2 separate regions of the Homo sapiens genome follow, and region 1 is linked to region 2. A link is an interaction called in ENCODE POLR2A ChIA-PET data of the cell type or tissue named here. Cell type or tissue: GM12878. All regions are shown on one strand. Each heading gives the region's core, and the rest is flanking DNA. Links, peaks and the distances in the headings are about the cores only.

The links. ChIA-PET counts read pairs that join two places held together with the same protein. Peaks named below come from ENCODE experiments on the same cell type or tissue, not always from the same donor. Only the 100,000 strongest peaks of a DNase experiment are listed, where the experiment ranks them.
Region 1: POLR2A ChIA-PET joins it to region 2 with 5 read pairs; 1 of 35 experiments calls an interaction of 5 or more read pairs at or near these places.

What each region holds. Positions count from the first base shown.
Region 1 is chr6:15,324,729-15,331,702 of GRCh38, forward strand. All of the region lies in intron 1 of JARID2 (jumonji and AT-rich interaction domain containing 2), which reads left to right. Among named protein-coding and RNA genes, the nearest start is that of JARID2-AS1, 80 kb to the left of the region's middle. RefSeq lists a silencer at 2,537-2,586. In GM12878, for the core only: a CTCF peak has its summit at 2,716 (motif pointing right); DNase peaks (open chromatin) are centred at 1,042 and 2,698; H3K4me3 peaks cover 1,239 bases; H3K27ac peaks cover 3,505 bases.
Region 2 is chr6:16,472,568-16,479,541 of GRCh38, forward strand. The region is part of intron 6 of ATXN1 (ataxin 1); the gene reads right to left. Among named protein-coding and RNA genes, the nearest start is that of GMPR, 240 kb to the left of the region's middle. RefSeq lists enhancers at 609-688, 2,359-2,408, 2,429-2,598. In GM12878, for the core only: no CTCF peak of the experiment used is centred there; DNase peaks (open chromatin) are centred at 2,545 and 4,444; H3K4me3 peaks cover 714 bases; H3K27ac peaks cover 3,145 bases.

The sequences.
Region 1 (6,974 bases), core at 915-4,914, 1.1 Mb before region 2:
TCCTCCTGCCTCGGCCTCTCACAGTGCTGGGATTGCAAGTGTGAGCCACCGCTCCCGCCAACTGCTTTTTGAGTTAATATTTGTTTGGAGCAAAGTACGGGTCAGAGGTGGTTTTGTTATTAAAAAAAAAAAAAAGAAAAGAATGTCTTTTGTTGTTGTTGTTTTAAACTCTGAAAGCATTCCCTGCCCTTTGTCAAAGAATTTCAACAGCCCTGAAAGGAATAAAGTAATAAGTTGCACTCAAGCCTGCCTAAATCCCTTGCTGGAGGAGATGCTTTTAGAGTTTTTCTGTGTATTCGTATGTGTTTATAATTTCTTTTTTTTTCTTTAATGAGGACCATACCACAATTTCAAAACTTGATTTTTTTAACTTAATTTAGTCACCACCTTTACTTCCTCTTCAAACATGGTTTTTCTTCCCATTTTCTTTCTTTATAAAGACTTTTATAATCTGTACCTTGTACCTGAGGGAATTGTGTTGTTGTTAATTTTGACTTTTATTTGCAATAAGAACTTTCGAATTGAGACCCAGTATTTGTGGCTACCTGTGTGTGTGCACACACACAACTGAAACAATTTCAGCTTAGCCTCACTCTCCGTGTTATATTGTAATCTATCCTTTTTTTCCCCCTATTTAATTTAAAAGAAAATTGCTTGTCAAGAGACCCAGCATATTGATTTCCTATTAGGGATCAGCGGTCTAGAAGTACATCTTGAACATTCACAGCTTGTCCTGAATTTAGCTGTGGGAATGTCTAAGGGTACTTTGACCAGTCCATACTACAGAGACCCTTTCTTCATGATGGTGTGGTGTGCAGGAGGGTGTTCAGGGGTGACATGATGTTCTTTTTGTCAACTTGGGACTTTGATTTCACCAGAGTAAAGAGGATCGTAGAAATCTTGCTAAGTCAAGGAAATTCTTATTTACCGCCATAGACTTTGCTCCATCACAGCGGTTCTCAAACTGTCATCTAGGGATCCCTAGATCATAGTCCCTTCCTGGGAGTTTCCAAGGCGAAAAGTAGTACCATGGTAAAAACTGAGACATTATTGTCTTCATTTTCTCACAAATGTGCAGTGGGGCTTTCCAGATACTACATGATATGTGATATTGCATCAGATTGAATTGAGTTATGAGAACTGTGTTGACTCCCGTTAAGCCAGATATTAAAGACTTTTGCAGAAGTGGAAAGCAGTGCCACTTTTCTCACAGTTTTTTCAATGTGTAAAATACAATTTTCATAAAAATTTTATTTCTGTTAACATGTAATGATTGTATAATTTTCTAAATGAATTAATATGAAATTTGTTTTAATTTCTAGTATGGTAAATATCAATGTGTATATGAAACCCAGGTAAACAGTAGCTTTTTTGAGTCCTGAAAATATGCAGTACACTTCTATGCAGCCTCTCCTAATTGCAGAAGTATCAACCCATGGTGAATTTTGTTTCATTTACACCTTTACTCTAAGTGAAGCAAATCTCAGACATTTTTTTGGGGGGTGGAAGGTGGAGACAGGGTGGAGTTCAGTGGTGGTGCCATCATAGCTCACTGTGACCTCAAACACCTGGGCTTATGCAATACTCTCGCCTCAGCCTTCTCACTAGCTAGGACCGCATGTGTGCACCACCATACCCAGCTAATTTTTATTTTTGGTAGATGGGGTCTCACTATGTTGCTCAGGCTGTCCTTGAAGTCCTGGCCCCATGCCTTAGCCTTCCAAAGTGCTGAGGTTACAGGAGTGAGCCACCACGCCTGGCCTGTCAGTATTAATGTTTTTATTTTCTTTGGAGACAGATTCTGGCTCTGTAACCCAGGCTGGAGTGCAGTGGCTCGATCTTCGCTCACTGCGACCTCCACCTCCCAGACTCAGACAGTTCTCATGCCTCAGCCTCCCAGGTAGCTGGGACTACAGGTATGTGCCACTGCACATGGATAATTTTGTATTTTTAGTAGAGACATGGTTTCACCATGTTGGCCTTACTGGTCTCAAACTCCTGGCCTAAAGTGATCAGTCCACCTTGGCCTCCGAAAGTTCTGGGATAATAGGCGTCAGCCACCACGTCCAGCACAGCATTAATTTTTAAAAGCTGTGAATTCTATTTAGAGAAAACATACCCATGATAATGATAACATAATGAGTCAAGTGTTCAGATTTCCCCTACTGTCAGTCTCATGTTTTCAAATAAGGTCTATACATTGATACTGGTTGGGTTGATAAAACATGTTTGTTTTTAATCTCTCTGTCCCTTTAATTTGTTGTTCTTGAGGAAATGAGGTCACTTGTTCCAAGTGCCACAGCTTTTGAGAGTGAAGGTGGGTCATTTAATCTGGCAGCAACATTTGGGCCCGACCTGAAACACGGCTGATGGGTTTTGCTTTGGGATCTTTTTTCTCCCCTTTCTCTTACTCTGTTAGCCTCCTTCCTCCTTTTCTTTTTTGGGGTTGGTGCTGTTTCTTTTTTAAAAATTTGTTTTTTAAATAGACAAATAAAAATGGTAACTTCTAGGTTCCTTTTTTGTTTTCTTTTTTAAGAGACGGTCTTGCCCTGTCACCCAGGTTGGAGTGCAGTGGTGCTATCATAGCTGGCTGCATAGGTGCCTTTTGACTCGCCTCCACCCCACCCCTGCACATTTTCATATTATAGTCCCTTATCAGTCTCAGGGCATAACTCTGCAGTATGTGTAACATTCAGCATACTTGGTGAGGCCACGAGGGGGAGATCTGATGATGGCATCTAGGGCAGGTATAAATGTGAGTGATACTGCATTCAGCTGCCATCCCTTCCATTCTGGAAGAGTGTGTGTGTGTGTGTGTGTGTGCGCGTGTGTGTGCGTGTGCATGTGCGTGCATCCCCGCATGCTGCCAGTGGGTGGTGGGGAGGAGTAGAGAGGACTAAGAATGAGGGAGGGAGGTCATAAAGGACACAGGAAGCCTTGGAAAGAAGGGCACGTAGCAATCTCTGGGGTAAAACAGCAGAACTATAGAAATTTGGTTCTAGGACAGTCTTTATAAAAAGAATAAATTCAAGAAGCAGATGAATGGGCTTGGTTGTGACCTGGACTGCAACGCGGTCTCTGCTGTCTTTACTTTCACATTCTTGTCCTTCAAGGCTCAATGTTATGTCTTTTGTGAAGCGTTTTTCATCCCCCACTTAGATGCATTTTCCGTGTTGGAGTAGCTGTGTTGTGCACCTCGTTTGTATTTGTCTCCACACACATTATACAGTATCTTGTTTGTTTTCAGAGAACCCCTACCATCCCCAGCCTAGCCACCTTTGATTCATCTTAGTGGATTGCCAGTGAATATTTATTACAGGCCCAGGACATGTAGCTGTTCAATAAATATTGGTGCAATGGAAGACTCTCCTCTGTGTGAGAGTTCATGAAGGGAACCAGGAGGTGAATTTTAAGGGTCAGTGGCTTGCAACACTCCTGGAAGGGCTTTCCAGGACCTCTTCTGAGGTCCGAAGAAGCAAAGATCACCCCCCACAAAGTCACCTGTATGGAATTCAGGTAGCGATAGAGCTTGTGAACAGGATCTCCAAATTCTCCAAAACATAGTAAAGCTGCTATTTACTGGGCACCCGCTGTGTACCAGGCACTGGGCAGGATGATATGCTTTACATGTATTACTTGCAATTCCTAATAACACCAGTGTCTGCAGGTTGCTGTTGCAGGTTGCAAGTTACTGTGCTGCCTTATACCTGTAGTTACTTGAAATGCTGAAAATCGAAGGTAATAGAAAAACTTATTATCATTTAGTGTCATTGGGAGCGTTAAGTGATTAGATGTATGGTGCTTAGAACATTGCTAAATTTTATTGACTGCTTAATCCTGTTGTTCCAGAAGCAGAATTTGATGTATACAATTGTTTATCTAGGTTGCCCAGTGTAATATAGTAAGTGTTAAAGCCAGGACCACAGCCTCGTTTACTCCAGACTTCAGAACATCCATACAGTCAAAATGTGTGTCTGTGGCCTCAAAGTAAGAGATTCAGATGGTCAAGAAACACCTTCCTCTGTTTCAAATTCACGATGACTTCATTTACACCTGTGCAGCACATGTTAATATGGCATGGGCTATTATTGCTGCAGGAAGGGTACCTGTCAAGTATGTAGAGTGCAAAGGACCCTTCCTTAGATGTCTAGCTGCTGAGGCCCCACCTGTGTGGGGATGGGCATGGAGGCACCTGCCTTGTTCAAGAAGCCTGTGAACAGTGACCAGCAGTAAAAGCCAGAGAGATCTTCAAATGTAGTATCTTAATAATGGGCTTTTTTTTTCTAGTTCTTCTTTTTCCCTTGGGGCCACATGAGCATCTGTACACCTATTGTAAACCCATTGTGTCAAGGAAACAAAGTAGGTCAGAAACAGGATTTAGGAACCCAAAGAAATAATCTTTGTTGATGCTTAAATTGAATGAGGCAGAAACAAATGTCTCTTTAATATGGTTTTTTTTTTTTGGGGGATTATTTTGGTATCACCCCAAGCCTGTAATTCCCTCCTTAGTCATCATCTTACTATCCCTTGGGACTCTGGCCTGGGATTCTTCTGCTTTGTGGTTGTGATTAATCCTGCAATGAGTGAGTTGGGGAGGGATGGGCCTGGGGAAGTCAGCTGCTGCTAGCAGCAAGCAGGGGTAGGGTTTATAGGGAGAGTTGACATCCTGCTGGGATCTAACAGAAAAGTTTGAAGATTATTGTGCTGAAATAAACTAGCTCACAATTTTGCTGTTTGACTCAGGGCAAGCTCACTGTAAATCTCAAGGAGTACTGGACTGTATGATGGCCTCTTTTGCTGTCCTTATCCCCACTGGAGGATGCACAGATTAGTTAATGTCTCCCTTTCATGAATGCAGCTTTTATCTTTAATAAGCGGGTTAAACCGCATGCGCTCTGTCTAGTCTGTGAAGGTCAGCCAGCCATTCGGATTTTATCTTCCCATTTCTAGACTGCTGACAGAGTTCTTGTGCAAAGTTAGGAATCTTTGGGTTTTAAAATGTTTTCTTCCTTTGCCCATCCATGACATGCCCTTATTCTTGAGGGGAGGAAAAAGAAGGCCTGAGTCTCTGTTAGGTTGCAAATATTGTCTATTTTTTGGGAGTGATCTTTGTAGAATCTGGGCAGTGACTTTTGTTGTTTTGTAGTCCTGATGATTTAAAAAACATATCTCATATATTTCTTTACATACAGCTCAGAGCTCAACATTGAAATAGATGTTCAGCAGATTCTTGCCCCCACTTAATTTTCACTGGGTTTCTGGGTTTTTACTGTGATTAAACTTGACATTCATTTAAGGAATGAGTTGTGATGTTCTCTGGTCATGACCTAAGGAAAAGGATATATATGTGCTCTAGGAGTGAATTCTGGTGAGAACGTTTGTATTCTTTCCTTTCCTCTTTGATTTCACAAGTCAGGCTGTAACTTTAAAAGAAACTATAGGGGCTGTTCCCCAGGTTATTCACAAAACGAGTCTTTGTCTGCTTTTTCATTCACCATCTGGTATACAAAGCTAAATTGGAATCGTGCTTGTTTTAATTATTTTCTACTTGTGTGGCCAGGAGGTTATTTGGTCTGGTGAGGTTACATTATAAGCCTGCGCACTCATTAATACCACCGAATCCACATCCTGCGCCAGCATTGGAATGGTTAAGTTGATCCACTTGTGTGGCCAGAGTTTGATACAACACAGTGGTCACGACCACATTACCGGAGGAAGTATGGTGTGTGGGTTTTGCCCTCTTCTTTTTTCATTTTTTCTTCCAATAATGTTAATTGTTTCAGTGTATTTTTTCTTCCAGTAGAAATATGACTTAGGTTGGCAATCTTAGATTAGTGCCTGGTGTTTATTAAAGGGACAATGTATTTCAAAAATCAGTTCTAATATATTAAAAGCATAGAGTGTAAATTAGGAAAACAGTCAAAACATTTAACATTTTGAACACTTCACAGAATGAGTAATGGAAATAGTGTAGCCAGAAACTTCTCTGCGTGGTCATTATTATTGGTGAATCAGCCAAAAGATGCAATCATTGCTAAGAGGTATTGTTTAATACTGGGAAAGTCACATCAAAAGCTTTCTCAAAAAATATATATTTTAAGTCCTCCTTCCATTCTTCACTTTCCTGTCTTGGGGAGACAGAATACTTCAAAGTAGTCTGTTTTTAAAAGGTGACTTCTTTCAGGTTTTGGGAAAGAGTGTTATGTGTTGTAATTAAGTAATTGTTCCCTAAGATAGTCCTTAAGTACAAGGACATCTCACTAGACTTCATTGTCTTGTGAAAGGAGCGGTATTTCAGGAATTAACTACTCATTTAATAAAGCAAAAAGGCTGGATGTGATAGCTCACACCTGCAATCCTAGCACTTTGGGAGGCTGAGGCAGTTCGATCACTTGAGCCCAGGAGACTAGCCTGGGTGATATGGCAAAATCCTGTCTCTACAAAAAAATACAAAAATTAGCTGGGCATGGTGGCACACACCTCTAACCCCAACTAGTTGGGTGTCTGAGGTAGGTGGATTGCTTGAGCCTAGGAGGTCAAGGCTATAATGAGTCATGATTGCACCACTGCACTCCAGCCTGGGTGGCAGAGAGAGAGATCCTGCCTCAAAAAAAACAAAAACAAAAACAAAAAAAACAAAAAACCTGTAGGCCAGGAGTGGTGAAGGAAAACAGAAAGAGTGCCCTTAGAAGTATAATACTGGAAACTGTCTTTTTGAGCAACACTTTAAGAAATACCCCAGACTGAATGGGGAATTCACAACATTTTGCATTTGTCAAAACCTGTAGAATGTAGAACACAAAGAGTAAGTGAATCCTAATGTAAGCTGTGACTTCCATTAATAGTACGGTGGGGGGCCGGGTGCAGTGGCTCACGTCTGTAATCCCAGCACTTTGGGAGGCTGAGGCAGGCTGATCACCTGAGGTCGGGAGTTCGAGATCAGTCTGACCAACATGGAGAAACCCCGACTCTAC
Region 2 (6,974 bases), core at 2,027-6,026:
TCACCAAATTTGGGCACTTTAAATTATGAAGTCTCCTATCACACACTTCTTTATCAGTCCTCCACATAATTGTTTAACTAAGACTCTGATAAAAATGTCAAAAATGCTTGCCATGGTTCTCAGCAGCAAACAAATGCCTGCAGGCTCCGAGCATGCCCTGGGGTTTTTCAAACCCTCTCCTGTCTTTGAAAATGCATCCCATTCAGTTAGCAGTGCTGGTGATAAGACATGGCACGCAGAGGGTCTAAACCACCACCCCTAAAGGTGCCAGAGCAGAACCCTGCATTGAGTTTAATGCTGACAGAGCACTCCAATCAGTCAGTCTGTTCGAACTCTTTGATTGGAGAAAAGGTCAGAATCTGAGCTACAAAAGTGGCCTGCCTGCCCCTGGAAGATTAGGTCCTGGGTTTTTAGTTTTCCTTCTTGTCTTCCTCTGTTCCCACAATTCCCATTTATTTTCAATTATTTGGTTAGGGAAGGTGTCCCTCAAGGAAAAGAGCATAGGAATGAAGGCTGCCTGCCCTACTTGTAGACTCTTCTGTATGTTCTTTTTTAATGAAAAAAATTAGAAAACTTGGCAAATTATTATCTGCATCGCACACATTTTGATGCTCCCCTCCCTCAATTTTACCTATAAAAGATACCACTTCCAACATTTGAGTTATAACCCCAAGGACTGAAAAATACCCAGCCACTCCGACCCGATATCAGGCAGTTTCAGTGACAACAAACTGGTCCCCAAACGTACCGGTGAAAACCACACGTTCTCACTCTTGGCGACTTGAATTTGGTGAAATGAAACAGTCATTTCTATTTTTGCCTTTTGAAAGAGTTATGCTTAAAGGTGTAGTGAAAAGGTCAGATCTGGAAATTAATGGGTAAGCATGGTCCTATCCGAGGTCAGAGAAGCATTTTGAGAGTGCCCCAGAGCCTTTAGAACACATTGTTTATTTTGAGGTCAAAGGGAAAAACATGTTGGAAGGAAAAGAGTCTTTGGCTGGGTGATGACAATGACAAGAAGACACTTCCAGAGACTGGAATCTCTTTGACTCAGCCCCTTGGTAGGTGTTTATTTAGAACCCAAGGACATTGGAGTCTGGCAGGATCCCACAAAGGAGCGAGGTGAGGAACACTGGTGGAGTTCTCCCACCAGATTCATACGGATATTGCTGATGACCTGAGCCTCTGTCTTTTCTGCTCTACCTTGAAGGGCCTCCAACCTCTTTTCTGGTCACATTGTTCTGAAAGTACACGTCAGCTTTGAGCCACCTCTCAGTCAAGTCCTTCCATCTTCTCCTATGCTATCCCTGGGTCATCTCTTTGGAAACTTCCTGAATTGTCTAGGCTAACGAGTGTTTTTAGGCTTCTACCACCTAACCATGTCTCTACACATCTCATTGATCATGTCAACATCCTGCTTAAACTCTTTCAATGACCACTCCCCTGTCTTCAAGATAAACTCTAAACTCCTCAGCAGAACTTACTGAAAAGACACTTTATGATCTGGCTTTTTCTTCATGAGACTTCACATATGCCTGACTCCAGCCACTCCAAACTACTTGCTGTCTTCCAACATGCCATGTTCTCTCTTACCTTTGAGCTTTGCTCATGTTGTCCTCATGTGACTAGAGCTGGAGTTTCCCCATCCTTTGAACTGAACAAATTAAGTAATTTGCTTTGGTTAAAGGGAAATTAGCAAGCATCTTGAAGCAGAGCTTGAAAAGCACTCATGCACTGGGGCTTGCCCTTTCTTGCTGCTTTTGGGAACCCTTAGCCTGCAAAGTGAAGAAGCTCAGACTAGTCTACTGGAGGATGAGAGGCCACCTGAAGCAGAGACAAGCTGTCCCAGCTGAAGATCACCCATCTCTCAGGCAAACCAGCCTTCTAGTAGCTATGTGAGTGAGACCATGCTGGATTAACCAGTCCCAGCCAAGCTGGCCCAGACTAAAATAGTCCAGGTGACCCACAATCATAAGATTGTGGTCTTGGCCCTTAACTGTTGGGATGGCTTGTTACACAGTATATGCTAACTGATACATCCACTTTGTTTTCTGGTTAACATCTACTCCTCATTCAAGTCTGAGGATGAAAGCTTCCCTGATCCCAGAAGATGCCATGCTGGTCTGCATCCATGGCAACCTGTGGGTACCATTAGGAGAGAGCTGGTCATGGTGTAAAGGAATTGCCTGTTTTCTCATTTCTTTCCCCAGTGACTGAAAGCTCCTTTAACTACTGTAGGTGCCTAGCCTGTAGCATATGTGTGTGCATACACACACACACACACACACACACACACACTCTCTCTCTCTTTCTGTAAATATTTGCTGAAAGAAGATACAAGAATGTAGATATCCATCTTCAGGCTTTCTTCTATCCTAAATTTCAAAGAATTAGACTAGACTGTTTTTACCTATCACCACCTAGACACGGTAACCACATCAAAATGTATTTTAATGTTTTACTTTTTCAGAGTTCTACTCATATCAACAGCCTTTGGGAATCTCCCTACTCCTTTTATAGATGAGACTATTATAGTTTCCAAACTCACTGTGCCTTTCAGTTTGACTAATACTATAAAATTCACCTAAAATTCCAAGGGCCCTCAGCATATGCACATGGATAATTCTGACAAATGTGTCACCTTCACTGTCATAATTATTCTACTATATACATGTCAAGGAAGCAGAAGGTCTTAACAATACATAACCGAATTCACTGTCAGTGTAATGACAATGACAGTTAATGACAACTCCTATTATAGCAGAAATGTCTCTACAACAAAGAGATGAGCAAGTTGCAACTGCTCACCTGTTCACTTCAGCAACGCATCATGATAGATTTTGTTGTGTGAAATTTATCATAACAGCATCATGGCTGCCACAGTTATTAGGGAGCAATCACTGGGCTAAAAACTTAACAGACTTTATCGCATTTAACTCTCTTAACAGGTCATCAGGGTAGGTGTGGTCAGACCTTCTTTATAGATGAAGTAAATAAGGCTCAGAGAAGTTGGGCAATTTCCCAAAGGACACACAGCTACTGGGTGGCAGGTCTGAAATCTGAACCCAAATGTGATTCAAAGAGTCTCTTATATGAACTAATACTTTAAATCTGATGCTGTTAAGTGGCAGTGATAATGATCTTCCTTTGGAAGATAAGGAAATAGAGGCACCCAGATAGAGAGTAGCTTGCCACTGGTCTAAAAGGGCAGGGATGGGAAGAGAACCCAGGTGTCCCTTCTTAGCCTGAGGTTCCTGCTACTGGACAGAGCCCAAGGTGTCCCTATCTTCTCCTTAGTCATTACTTTTTTTTTTTTTTTTGAGATGGAGTCTCACTCTGTTACCCAGACTGGAGTGCAGTGGCATGATCTTGGCTCACTGCAACCTCCACCTCCCGGGTCCAAGTGATTCTCCTGCCTCAGCCTCCCGAGTAGCTGGGACTACAGGCATGCACCACCATGCCCAGCTAATTTTATATATATTTTTAGTAGAGATAAGGTTTCACCATGTTGGCCAGGCTGGTCTTGAACTCCTGACCTCAGGTGATCCACCCGCCTTGGCTTCCCAAAGTGCTGGAATTACTGTGCCTGGCCTAGTCATTAATATTTTGATTAACGCCTACCCCTGTGATCAACGACAACTTATTCAGGAAGAAGGGTTCTTTCTACTCTAGTATGCTTCCAGTTATTTACTGTGTATCTAGCTAGGTTGTGAAAAGAAAAGAATATGAAGCACGAAGTTCATGAAACCTAACTGGTCTATCATCTACTTTACCAAATTTCTTCTAAAAAAGCAACCATCAAACCCAGAGAAGAATTTGAAGCTTCTAACTTTAATGCCATTCACATTAGTTGTATTTCTTATTCATATGAGAGAACTATCTTTATGACCTGTGCACTATAAAGAATGATGAGTATTTAAACACTAAGTGTTGAATTAACAGTTATATAATAATCCAAAAAAAAAAACAAAAAACAAAAACTGTACTTCTCCACTGTATCAAAATGTACTTAATAGGTATTTATTGTTTCAGGAATATACAATGTCTTCTATCATTTAAATCATTTTGTCAATTTAAAATAATGACCTGGCTGGGCACACTACACCCTGTCAAACAAAACTGATTTACTTTATCTCATACAAAACATCCTGAAAATATGGGATGCTCTGAAAGTGCCAACAGCTACCCTTGGAGTTTTTCTTTTTCCAAAAATTATTTCTTTCAATTCCAGTCCCAGATCTTCACTACCAGCCCTTATTTCAGCTATGGTAGAAGGAGTGAATATACCTTCTGTTGAGTATACAAAACGTGCTAGAAATGGTCAGTTACACCCTAAATGTCTTTCCCATCATAAGCACACAGTTTCATGCAATTATCTCGACTTGAGTGTGGTCATTCAGTGGAACAAATGACAACGGTCATTGAGACTACAAAAACTCTTTTAGTCGTGAAGGGAAAGGCAACAATGCATACGTCATACTTCCTGTCATCTGTGGGTCTTCAATGCTCTGGGGACACCCTTTCATCAGTCTCCCTTGTTCCCCATTTCCTTGCAAAGACCCACCTTGAGTCTCTTTCTTCGTGAAAAATGTCTTGGCATCTCCAGGGCCACACAGACGAAGCACTCTCAGGAGAAAATGTCACCCAAACCCATTGCCTAGGGGCTTCCACAGAGAAGTGGCCATGGAGGGAAGCCCCCAGCTCTGCCAATGTCACTTGACTGTCCATTTTAGATTTCATCTAGGCAAGGCCACTTTGGACAGGGACTTTAAGATACAATCCACAGTATTTCTATGTTCTTTGGATCCAAATCGGAAAATGGCAGAAAAAGTCATTTAGTGCCAATTCAATGTGGCATAATGAGAGGAGAGCAATTAAGAAGATTACAAAGTGAGCCATATTCCTCTTCAAGGCTGGGTGCATGGATAAATTACCAGAGCTCAGTAAGAAGGCTCTCGTTACACTGGATGGCTTTCAGGCCAGACCTGTCAACAGGAAAAGGGGCCAAGAGGGACTGTCATGGTGTTTCCCTTCCTTCTGCCTCCCTTGACCTCTGATTCCTCCCAAACATCTACTCATGTCTCCAACTCTGCATGCCAGTGCTGATAAACAAGCAAAACATTAACCTAATTCACAAGAAAAACTGATACCATCAGATGCTTTGAGATCGCCTAACATCTTGGCCCGGCAGTCCCCACATTCTGCCTGGACTACCCATTAATTCATTTGTTATTCTCCGTGGGATTCTATCTGTACCAGAAAGACCATGTGGTCCATGATCCTTAGTAAGTGACACTCCCATGATACACTTAGTAAGTGACGTTTTCCTCCTGGAGGCCTGCCCAGATGAGGGAAATGGAAAATCCTCTTTGAGCAAGGTGACTGCCAACTCCCTTCTGACCCTCTCGAGGCCACCCTCTTCCACCACCACTCCCTTACTTGCCTTTAACGAAGTGCCAGCCAGCACGTTGCTAGGACAACTGGCGTCACTGCGGAGGCACAGAAATAGATCACCAGTGGGGCTAGGAACCTGGATTATAAACGCCAATGACAGTGATGAGATACTGATTGGCAGCTAATCTGTCCCCTATAGCAAGTGACCGAGTAACACTACCCAGTGGGCAGCTCTCACCTTGACACACTACCCTTTCATCTACATTTGTGCTTGATGTGGTAGTGACTGAGAAGGGGCAAGGAACTAGCTTTAGATAGGAGCTGCATGACTCTGTTTTGAATTATGTGAGCCAGTAGATATGTAGTAACCACCTGACATTTGCACCTTTAATTTGTTAGTTTCCTGAAAATTAGGGAGGAAGGCTGTTCACAAGCCGAAGTATGACAGCCAGAAACAGGTAGAGCCATTGAGGTTGCCAAACAGAAGGAAAAAACAATCTGTTTGGACAAGCAATAGCTTTCTCCTTTCTGAACAATAGCGTTCTACTCTTCTACCTTCTTTTAGAGATCAAAGAAGGAAAAGGCAAAGGAAACCGGAAAACTAGGGCTTGCCATGGTTGAAGAAGAGAATAATCTTTGTGCCCAGTTCTCTTTGTTCTGCAGGGTGAGTTTTACAATGCTTATAACGGGTAGCAACTCGTAGGAGCCCCATGCATTAAGACTGCCTATCAAAGTCTTGGATTTTAGCCCTGGAGAAATTACATTTTTTTTTTCAATTCTATGCAAGCCACAAAGGCTTGGGAAGAAGAAAGGAAAAATGAAATGAAGAGCAACCTAATGGAAACTTTAGAAAACCATTTTATCAAGAGCATTTTTATTTCCAGATGCACAAAGGAAGGCTGGTGAGGATGGCTGATGTGCAGATTGAAACACGTAACCAACAGCCTGGGACCTGTGCAGGGGTCCAGCAGCGAATTCTGACAGCAATGTGGGCAGGTCACCTCCCAGTGCCAGGCACTCAAGACTGGGAAATGATCACAAGATGCTGTTTAAAAATGTATTGAGAAAGAAGTAGAATTTAAAAGTAGAAGAAGATGGTTAAGAGTCCAAAGAGCATGATGATAAAAACCTGTCTGAGTTTTGGAAATAAAAGATTATGATAGAGGATAGCCATTTGTATACCATTTATGTTTCCATTTAAGGAGACTCTCCTTAAGCAAGTTGTTTCAGGAATATAAGCACAAATACAAAAAAAAATTGCTCTGAAAACTTAATTTCTCTAACATAGGTTTGAAACAGCTAATTTGCTATCACACCTCAAAATCATTTTATACTTGTCAAAAATGACTTTTTCTGAATCATGTAACATACTTGTTTAGGTGTCTGGAAAAGGTTAACATAATCTTCAGGATTTATAGAAGATGGATTAATTCTTTCAGTCTACAATTCTACTTAGCAATAATTTATTACATAGCTACCACTGGAAATTTAACATGAATTTAAGTTGGAGACATGGTTAATATTTTTATGGTATAATATGATTCTTTTACAAAAGTGAAAAATTTAGATAATTAAAAAAT